Linked DNA regions of Homo sapiens: all the other regions are linked to region 2. The links are chromatin contacts, found by Hi-C or POLR2A ChIA-PET in ENCODE. All regions are on one chromosome and are shown on one strand. The core of a region is the stretch at or near the end of the contact, and the rest is flanking DNA. Distances in the headings are between cores, read along the strand shown.

What was found. Hi-C counts contacts between places; a loop is a spot of excess contacts on that map. ChIA-PET counts read pairs that join two places held with the same protein, here RNA polymerase II (POLR2A). Pooled maps may share reads with other maps.
Region 1: a loop to region 2 is called in a pooled map, with 8 times the contacts of the local background. The contact joins the promoter of GATD1 here to the promoter of SIRT3 in region 2. A Hi-C loop is called at or near these places in 6 of 50 pooled maps. POLR2A ChIA-PET finds 5 or more read pairs at or near these places in 2 of 52 experiments (Caco-2 and activated CD8-positive, alpha-beta memory T cell).
Region 3: a map of CD4-positive, alpha-beta T cell shows a loop between it and region 2 (3-fold over the local background). The contact joins the promoter of PANO1 here to the promoter of SIRT3 in region 2. A Hi-C loop is called at or near these places in 2 of 168 maps with a recorded cell type or tissue (CD4-positive, alpha-beta T cell and naive thymus-derived CD4-positive, alpha-beta T cell), 3 of 37 single-sample maps with no recorded cell type and 11 of 50 pooled maps. POLR2A ChIA-PET finds 5 or more read pairs at or near these places in 1 of 52 experiments (naive thymus-derived CD4-positive, alpha-beta T cell).

What each region holds. Positions count from the first base shown.
Region 1 is chr11:776,112-778,947 of GRCh38, forward strand. It overlaps GATD1 (glutamine amidotransferase class 1 domain containing 1), which reads right to left and starts at 1,376. Exons shown (of 8, transcript NM_182612.4): 1 at 1,288-1,376. The coding sequence starts at 1,351. LOC124900301 reads left to right here and starts at 1,467. Exons shown (of 2, transcript XM_047427954.1): 1 at 1,467-1,584; 2 at 2,006-2,836. GATD1-DT (GATD1 divergent transcript) reads left to right here and starts at 1,467. Exons shown (of 2, transcript NR_126343.1): 1 at 1,467-1,584. RefSeq lists silencers at 797-1,006, 1,017-1,726, 1,777-1,876.
Region 2 is chr11:234,746-237,748 of GRCh38, forward strand. It overlaps SIRT3 (sirtuin 3), which reads right to left and starts at 1,597. Exons shown (of 7, transcript NM_012239.6): 1 at 1,303-1,597. The coding sequence starts at 1,583. PSMD13 (proteasome 26S subunit, non-ATPase 13) reads left to right here and starts at 2,231. Exons shown (of 13, transcript NM_002817.4): 1 at 2,231-2,399. The coding sequence starts at 2,305. RefSeq lists a silencer at 1,663-1,742 and enhancers at 1,893-2,082, 2,243-2,482.
Region 3 is chr11:796,376-799,507 of GRCh38, forward strand. PANO1 (proapoptotic nucleolar protein 1) reads left to right here and starts at 1,251. Exons shown (of 1, transcript XM_034751809.2): 1 at 1,251-2,817. The coding sequence starts at 1,251. The coding sequence ends at 1,898. SLC25A22 (solute carrier family 25 member 22) reads right to left here and starts at 1,906. Exons shown (of 10, transcript NM_001191061.2): 1 at 1,842-1,906. PIDD1 (p53-induced death domain protein 1) reads right to left here. Exons shown (of 16, transcript NM_145886.4): 16 at 2,809-3,132. The coding sequence ends at 2,932. RefSeq lists enhancers at 1-445, 51-190, 751-820, 891-950, 1,091-1,260 and 1 more and a silencer at 1,621-2,280.

The DNA of each region.
Region 1 (2,836 bases), core at 126-2,625, 540 kb after region 2:
AGCTGGGACTACAGGAGGGTGCCACCACGCCCAGCTAATTTTTGTACTTTTAGTAGAGACGGAGTTTCACTGTTTTAGCCAGAATGGTCTCGATCTCTTGACCTCGTGATCCGCCCGCCTCAGCCTCCCAAAGTGCTGGGATTACAGGCGTGAGCCACTGCGCCCAGACTCTTCATTCTTATATAAGTTAATACATATTCACTGTAAAATGTCCACTTATCGAGGAAAAACAAAGTGCCCAGTAGACTGCCGCAGGCTCTGTTCCCCCAGCTGCCCGCCCTTCCGGCCTCCTGAAGTGCTGCCCCCAGCCTGCTGGCGCTAAGACCCCACGTCCTCAACATGCCGGACCTCCTCACGCCTACCTGCTCTGGAAACAAGCCCCAACCCACCCCCCCAGGACTGAACCCCACTCGAGGCTCCTCCCACCCGCAGTCTGGGGGCATCACTCAGGACCCCTGGAGCTCAGCACATCGTGACGCCACAACCCCACAGCCCCATCTCCCCGTCCACACTTGAGGAGCTACAGACTTCAAGAGGCAGACCCCTGGGTCGCAACCCCGGCCCCCACCTCTCCGTGGTGCGGTGACCTTGGGCTGCTCACTTCCCTCTCCAAAAGGCTCAGAACAAGGCCAGGCACCCTCGTGCTCCGCTGCTCATCCCTCCCCTGCTGCCCTGAGACCCTGCAGGCTCAGCGCCAGGGGACGCACCCCGCTGCGCTCCGACCCGCGTGAGCCCCAGGCCAGTACTGCCCTGGTACCCTTGCCCCAGGACGGGGGCCGCGGGGCGCCTTCTCCAGGAGGGGGCTCCGGGTCTCCTCAGAAGCCGGTGGCTCAGAAGGTCAGGGTCCCCGCGGCCGCCCGACCTCAGAGCTGGGTCAACTCCCGGAATGGCCCCTCCCCACACCCGGGCTCCCCTCTCGCAGCGCAGCGGCCTCAGAGACCAGGCCCAGGCACGCGGCTCCCTCCGCTAGAAACGTCGGGCCCGGGCCGCCTCGCCGGGCAGACGAGACTCGGAGGAGCGACGCGGCGCCGGGATCCATCACGACCCCCCGACCCCGCCCCGAGCTCCATCCCACCAACCCGCGACCCCACCCCCGCCCCCGTCCCCGCCCCGAGCTCCATCCCGACACCGACCCCGCTCCGCCCTCCCCCGGCCCCTGCCCGGCGCCCCCAGCGGCCTCGGCCTCCGGCGCCACGTGACGCGCGCCCACCGTGTCCCGAACCTCCCGCCCCGGGCAGCCCCCTCGCGGACGCTCTTCGGACACTGGCCCCGGCCGCCGGGCCTCACCTTCGGCGGCGCCGCTGGCCACGAGCAGACAGGCGGGCCTGTTAGGGAGCCGCTCGGACGCCATGGCTCGGGCTCGGCGCTGGGTCTGCGCGTGCGCGGCGTCTGGGCGCGCCCGGGAGTTCGCGGGTCACGTGCCCTGGCGGCCGGGGGCGGAGCCGGGTGGGACTGGGCGCCTGCGCGTTCGTACCCGGTCCGGGTCGGCTGGGCTGCCCGCCGCTCCGCGCGCCCGGGCGGTCGCAGGTCGCGCCTGCTTTGGCCCCGGCGGGTTCGGCATCCGAGCCTGGCAGGGGCCAATAGGTAGGGTCGCGAGGGTCCTCCCCGGCCGCATGCGCAGTCTGAGCGCGCGCGGGGTAGGGCTCTTGGCCTGGGGTGGGGGCGCGGGCATCAGCAGAGCCAGGCGGCGGTGTCGGGGCGCGAAGGTGCCCGTGGTGTTCCGGTGGCCACACCCGAGGAGCAGGGGAGACCGGGGGGCTGCGGGGTCAGAAGCTCCGGGTGTCCCCGGAGACTAGGAGGGGGACGGCGGGGTCCAGGAGGCGGGGTGGGCTCCGCCGGCCCAGGACGGGGGCGTCGCGGGGAGGCCTGCAGGGTTGTGGGGCGTCGGGCTGAGCTCCTGGGAGGACGGAGTGTCACTTCCTGAGATGGGGACACCTCGGGCGTGCTGGCTTTGGTGAGGAGAATTGAAGCAGTTTTTCTTTTTTTTTTTTTTTTTTTGAGACAGGGCCTCTGGAGTGCAGTGGCGTGATCTCGGCTCACTACAGCGTCTGCCTACCGTGTTCAAGCGATCCTCCCACCTCAGCCTGTTGAGCAACCGGGACCCCAGGTGCACACTCCACCACGCCCAGCTAATTTTTTTGTGTTTTGGGTAGAGAGGGGGTCTCACTGTGTTGTCCAAGCTGGTCTCGAACTCCTGATCTAAAGCGATCTGCCTGCCTTGGCCTCCCAAAGTGCGAGGACTACAGGCGTGAGCCACCGCGCCTGGCCTGAAGCAGTTTTTCCTTAGACTGTAGTTGGAGGGGGTGAGACCACGTGGAGTGGTTGGCAGACAGGCAGGCACCCTTTGAGGCCAAAAGGGCGCTTGAGACAGAGCCAGCAGGCGAGCGGGCCGCCCAGGTCCCTGGCCCCCTGCTGCCAGTATGAAGGTCCCACCAAGCCTCTGCTCCAACCAGGGGAACCGTCATGGTTGGGAACAGCCAAGGTGAGGAATTCTGTGGGTCACACCCCCTGAAAACCACTGGCCTCCGCCGGGCGCGGTGGCTCACGCTTGTTATCCCAACACTTTGGGAGGCCCAGGCGGGTGGATCACGAGGTCAGGAGTTCAAGACCAGCCTGGCCAAGATGGTGAAACCCCGTCTCTACTAAGAAAAATACAAAAATTAGCAGTGGCAGCACCTGTCATCCAAGCTACTTGGGAGGCTGAGGCGGGAGAATCACGTGAACCCAGCGGGGGCAGAGGTTGCAATGAACCAAGATTGCGCCACTGCACTCCAGCCTGGGCGACAGATTGAGACTCCTTCTCAAAAAAAAAAAAAAGCCACTGGCCTCTGGCTCC
Region 2 (3,003 bases), core at 347-2,846:
ATCACAGATATTAGAATGCGCTCCACGTGTTTGTAGGTCCTGGTCCCTGCTCCATCCATAGCACCTAGAACAGAGTCTGGCACAGAATAAGAGCTCAGTCAGGGCTTCTTGGATGAACGACTGACTCTTCGGGATCTTTGTTTTTTTTTGAGACGGAGTTTTTGCTCTTTCGCCCGGGCTGGAGTGCAATGGTGCCATCTCGGCTCACTGCAACCTCTGCCTTCCGGGTTCAAGTGATTCTCCTGCCTCCGCCTCCTGAGTAGCTAGGATTACAGGCGCCCGCCACCACGCCCGGCTAATTTTTGTAATTTCAGTAGAAATGGGGTTTCACCATGTTGGCCCAGCTGGTCTCGAACTCCTGACCTCGTTATCCACCCGTCTCATCCTCCCAAAGTGCTGGGATTACAGGCGTGAGCTACCGCGCCCGGCCAACTCTTCAGGATCTATTAAACTTTTTTCTTTTTTTTTTCCCACAGGTAGATAAGAGTCTTGCTCTGTCACCCAGGCTGGAGTGCAGTGGCTCAATCATAGCTCACTGCAGCCTTGAACTCCTGGACTCAAGGGATCCTCTTGCCTTAGTCTCAGGAGTAACTGGGACAACAGGCTTGCGCCACCATGCCCGGCTAATTTTTAAATTTTTGGTAGAGATGGGGGTCTCGTTATGTTGCCCAGGCTGCTCTTGAACTCCTGGCCTCGAGCGATCCCCGTCTCAGCCTCCGAAAGTGCTGGTATTACAAGTGTGAGCTACCACTTCGAGACTCACTTTTCACCAACATTTTCAGCAGTTGTGTCAGACAGCAAGTCAATGTGCCATTATTTACTTAAATATTCATCCATTATAGGGCATCTGATACCTAACAACCATGGACCTTAAGATTTTTTCCTATGTAGCCTCAGTTCTTAGATGCAATTACTATGGAGACGGGTACGATCACATGCCAGTGGGAGTATTAACCGCACAACATTTATGAGGGATCATTAAAGCGTTAAATGCATATACTTTTGGACCTAGCAATCCCAGTACTAGGAATTTATGCAAACAGTGAGGTGCCAACAAGGTTATTCACCACAGCATGATGCACAATAACTAAAGGTTAGAACGTATTTCAATGAGGGAATGGTGAAATAAACGACAAAACCCCCATAAGTGACGTCCACAGATCAGCATAAAGACGGAGGCCCCGGTGTTGGAACGCACGTAAACTCCCAGACATGCCGCAAAGGAAACACGGCAAGGTGAGAAAGAGTGGGCGAGGTGTCGACAACGAACACGCAAGAAGTGCTTGTCCTTGCCCAAAATACCTCGAAAAGAAGAAACTGGGAGCTGCTGCCCTCGGCTGCCTCCGGAATGCCCTGGGCACCTCGGGTCTGGGAGGCCTCTGCAAGGGGCGCGCCGGGTCCAAGGGCTCACCGCGGGCCCCATGGCTGCCTCTCAGCCCCGCACTCACATCGTCCCTGCCGCCAAGCACCAGCCGACAGCCGCAGGCCTGAAACGGCCCCACGCCTCCCCCGGCCTCGACCCGTTCAACTACCCGGCCCCACAGCCGGAGGGCTGCCGCGGCGCGCCAACCCCAGAACGCCATGTTCCGCGCAGTCCAAGGAGTCCTCCGGACTCGCCCCGCCCCCGGCGCCCCGGCCCCGCCTCCGCCTCCCACCCCCGCCCCCGGCGCCCCAGCCCCGCCTCCGCCTACCGCCCCCGCCCCCGGCGCCCCGGTCCCGCCTCCGCGCCCCGCCCCCGCCTCCTTGCCGACGCCTCCGGCGCGCCCAGGTAGACGTAGAGGCGAGTAGAGGAAGTTCCCTAGTCTGGTGTCTCATCTCTCGCCCCGGAGGTCAAACCTGGAGCCAGCATTTCTGTACCCTGCGCTCACACCTTTTTCAACCCGGATGGCGGTGATAGTTAATACTTTCTGAGCGCTTTTACTATGGTCAGGCATTATATTTACACCTAATCCTCGCAAAACACTACTGGGAAGATCCTCATTTGACAGGAGCAATTCCGGGTCACAAAGGCTGACACCACAAAGCTAGTCCGTAGCGGGTTCGACCACAGGCGCCCACACTCTTTGACGCCTCAATGGCACAGCCAAGTGCGCGGGAAGTGGGCTGCAAACGCCGGAGAGTTTTGTCCGGAGCGCAGAGACGCGCTGTAACCGAGCAACCAGCGGGGCCCGCCCCCGGCCTGCTACGGCGCTCCCAGCCTGCCCCGCGCCGCTCGGCGCCGGAAGTGAGTGAGCATTTCCGGCAGCCATCCCCGCGGTGCTGACATCCCGGTTGTTCTTCTGTGCCGGGGGTCTTCCTGCTGTCATGAAGGACGTACCGGGCTTCCTACAGCAGAGCCAGAACTCCGGGCCCGGGCAGCCCGCTGTGTGGCACCGTCTGGAGGAGCTCTACACGAAGAAGTGAGCGCCGAGCAGACGGGCCCTGGGCCCCGGCGATAGAGGGAGACGGAGGGGGCAGGCGGGCGGAGGAGCGGACCCTTGATGGGCTGAGGGCGCCCAGACCCAAGTTGGGGGGAAACGGGGACGTGTAGCGACCGGCTGTGCCGGCAAGGTTTGCTGAGGAACCTTGAGTGGCAGGGTCGAGGAATAAGAGGGATGACAGACCACGAGGGCCAAGAGCTGTAGCCAGGATGTTTCGGTCTGAGATTCACTGCTTCCTTAACGGGGGACTGAGACTGAGGCTTCTGAACTCCTACCTCGGGTCTTACTAAAACGGTTCAGGAGTAGCCTTTGATTTTAGCTCTTGATTCCATCTAACAAGCAAACACACTTTCAGGGCCACCACCCACTTTGGGAAACATGTTGGTGATTCGTGCTTAGCCTTGTCATAGTGTAACTGTATCTACAGTTATCTTTCTCATGGTCTGGAGTTGATAAACCAGAGGCTAGTACAGCTTTGCTGTTTTCCCTATTCATTCTGCAGCTGGTTGCACGGGGTGCAACCACTTCCGCCGTCCCATTGTCTTTACCTTCCATTGTATTTCTCATGGGCTTTCTGCCCCTA
Region 3 (3,132 bases), core at 1-2,500, 560 kb after region 2:
GAGAGATGAGCAGGGGTGGGTCTGACTCAGGCTGACCTGGCACAGCGAGGCCACCCACCGACAGGGACCTCAGCGCGTGGCCACCACACCCCCAGCACACATGTGTTCCTGTCTGCTGCCTGTGGGTTGAACCCTATAGCATTTCCTGGCCTGGATCTGTCTAGGGCTGGTACTCTGAGAATGAGGCTTTCTCCGGGCCAGGGTACCCTGTATGTACCTGGACAGGGAATCCGGTGCTGTGGAGCAGAGATGGGCTAACACCCACTCGTGTCTGTGGGATGTGTGTCTGCTAGGGGCAGATGCATGTCAGGGAAGCCTCATGCTGGGCCACAAAAAAGGCCTGCTGTCCACAGGGAAGAGCTAGCTGGGTGCCAGAGGCCACTGTTGCCACCCACAGGCCCTGCTCACCTGGCAGGTCCAGAGGGCACACGAGCTGGCATGCCCAGAGCCCTCTGCCCCACCACCCGTCCCACTCAGGGCTTCACCGTCAGACCTGCCTTTCCCTGCCTCAGCCAGTGGTGGTGACAAGCTGACCTCTGAACTTCTACCTGATCCCTCCTAGCCCCCCCCACCCCTGCCGCCCCACTCTTCGGGTGCAGACTGGCCACAGCTCTCCGGGCTGCGCTGGGCCCTTCATCTCCACTCTAGTCCCTCCCAGGGGTGTACCCTGGCCCTCCAGGGACTGAGCAACCCCCTTCCTCCTGGGAGCCTATCTCCAGTCTGGGATGAGGACACCTGCATGATAGGGGCAATCCTGGAAGTCAGGCCGACCGAGGTGGGGAGCGGCCATTCGTCCCAAGAAGAGAAGCAGGCCCAGAGATCCCAGGGCGGAGAGGCAGGCCTGGGCCCGCACGTCACCCAGTGCAGCGGAGAGGAGCTTCTGGGTGGAGAATGATGACAGTGAGGGGCTCTGCCTGGGGAAGAACCGGCAGGGGTTCCCTCTGAACGCCAACCCCGCCTTTCTCTGCCCTCACTCGGCAGTTCCCACCCCTGGTTTATGAGACAGCTGGCCAGGGCCCTCCCCCTGCACTGATGTTGCTATAGAAACCCTGCAGCCCCAGCCGGGCCCCGGGCTGTGAGCCGTCACTGTCCCCCCTTCATAGTCAGGTGAACTGAGGCCACAGGCAAGCCAGGGAGACAGCAGGAGAGCAGAGACCACCCCACAGGAAGATACCGCTGCTTCCGAATCTGCAGGGGTAAAATCCTCCACCCAAGAAGCCGCCAGGCTCCTCCTACCCCCAAGAAAGGCAATGGGGGTGAGGCTCCGAGTCTGGCCGGCGGCTCCCCATTCAATCTCCCGCTGTCCCCGTCCTCTTGGGGCGGTGCTTTCTATCCTGCTGGCTGGAGGGTCCCGGAAGGGGACTCCAACTGCGCGATGCCTCGGCCAGAGGACAAAGGAGAAGCGGGTTGGGGGCCGCTCTCTGCGCTCGGAGGCCGGCTCAGGCCCCTGCCCTACTGCTGGGGCTCAGCCGACCGCTCCGTCCTCCGCCTGGCCACCGCGACTCCGGCCACGCACGTGTCCACAGATGTCCGGTGAACTCCCACGTGTGCGTCCCACACGGGTCGGCCTTTCTTCCTTGGGCTCGGGCCCCGGACACCCACCCTCGGGGACACGTATGTGCGGGGAGCGCGCCCGGAACCGTCGGGGCCGAGCACGGCGTCTCACGCCAGAGCAGCCGCGGATCGGAGCATCCGCTGGTCCAGGACCCCCCCTCCCGCCCGCCAGGCCACGTTGTTCGGGCAGCTGTCACCTCCCTCGGCCGCCGCAGCACCTCTCGCCCCCGCAGCCCGGCCGCGTTCGGATGGGCGCAGCAGAAGGGAGCCGCCGGGCAGACACTCACCACGCTCGCCGCCGCCGCCGCGCTCGCCTGCCCGCCCCGCGCTCGGCCAGCACCTAGGCGGGGAGGCGCGTCCGCTCGGCGCCGCGCGCGCTCCGCCCTCGGCCTCCTCCGGGCTTCGGCTCCCCCTCCTGGCCGTCGAGGCTACTGCGCCCAGCCAGGCCACAGCCACGCGCCCACCCGCCCCCTGGCCGTGGGTTCCCCCGGGCAGGGTGGCAGTTCTGCGCGCAGAGGCCGGGCCGCGCGTCCCCAAGGTCCTTTCTTGGTTTCCGGGCCTCAGGCCCCTGCAGGCACAAGGACCCGCGGGGCGCGGGCAGGTGGCAGAGCGCCGGTGGATGAGGGTGCCCTGGGGGAGGCGTGGCCTCCAGGGCAGACACAGGTGATCCGTGGAACTGCTGGGCCAGCGCAATGGAGAAGTGGAGGCACAACCCCACCCGCCGAACAGCGACTTTGTATCCAAAGCACCCCACTTGGGGCTGGGCGCAGTGGCTCACACCTGCAATCCCAGCACTTTTGGAGGCCGAGGCAGGCGGATCACTTAAGGTCAGGAGTTCGAGACCAGCCTGGCCAACATGGTGAAACCCCGTCTACTAAAAATACAAAAATTAGCCAGCGTGGTGGCAAGTGCCCTAGTCCCAGCTACTTGAGAGGGTGACGCAGAATCGCTTGAACCTGGGAGGCAGAGGTTGCAGTGAGCTGAGATCATGCCACTGCACTCCAGCCTGGGTGACAGAAACTCCATTTAAAAAAAAAAAAAAAGTAGCCCATGTGGGTTACTTTGTAGCACAGCTCCTCCCTCCCAGGAAGATGAGGACCCACAGGAGGCCCCAGGCACAGTGGGAGAGGACAGGACCAGGATGTGGGGCACCTGTGCACACAGGCCTCCCTCCCCGCAGGGGCCAGGCCTCTACCCCACCACCCTCCGCCCTCCAACGGCTTCTCCATCCAACAAATAAATCAAGCTCTGAGGTGAAAGAAACAGTGCAGTTTTGTTGCTCACAGGGACCCGTCCCCACACACTGGAGAGACTTGAAGGTGGGGGCTCTGCCCATCCACTGGGGAATATCTGGGCCAGCCTAAAAGTCTGTGGGGCCTAGGCCTGGGCAGGCTCTGGGGGCTGTGGAGCCGAGGAGCCAGGCAGAGCGGGGTCCTTGGGGGCCAAGCCCATGCGTCGGATGCTGTCCTGGTACTTGCGGCGGCCGAGCTCCAAGACTGCGCGCACCTCTTCAGCCACGTCCTGCCGGTCACTCTGCTCCAGGGCCTGCACCAGGAGCCCCACAGCCCCTGGCTGCCC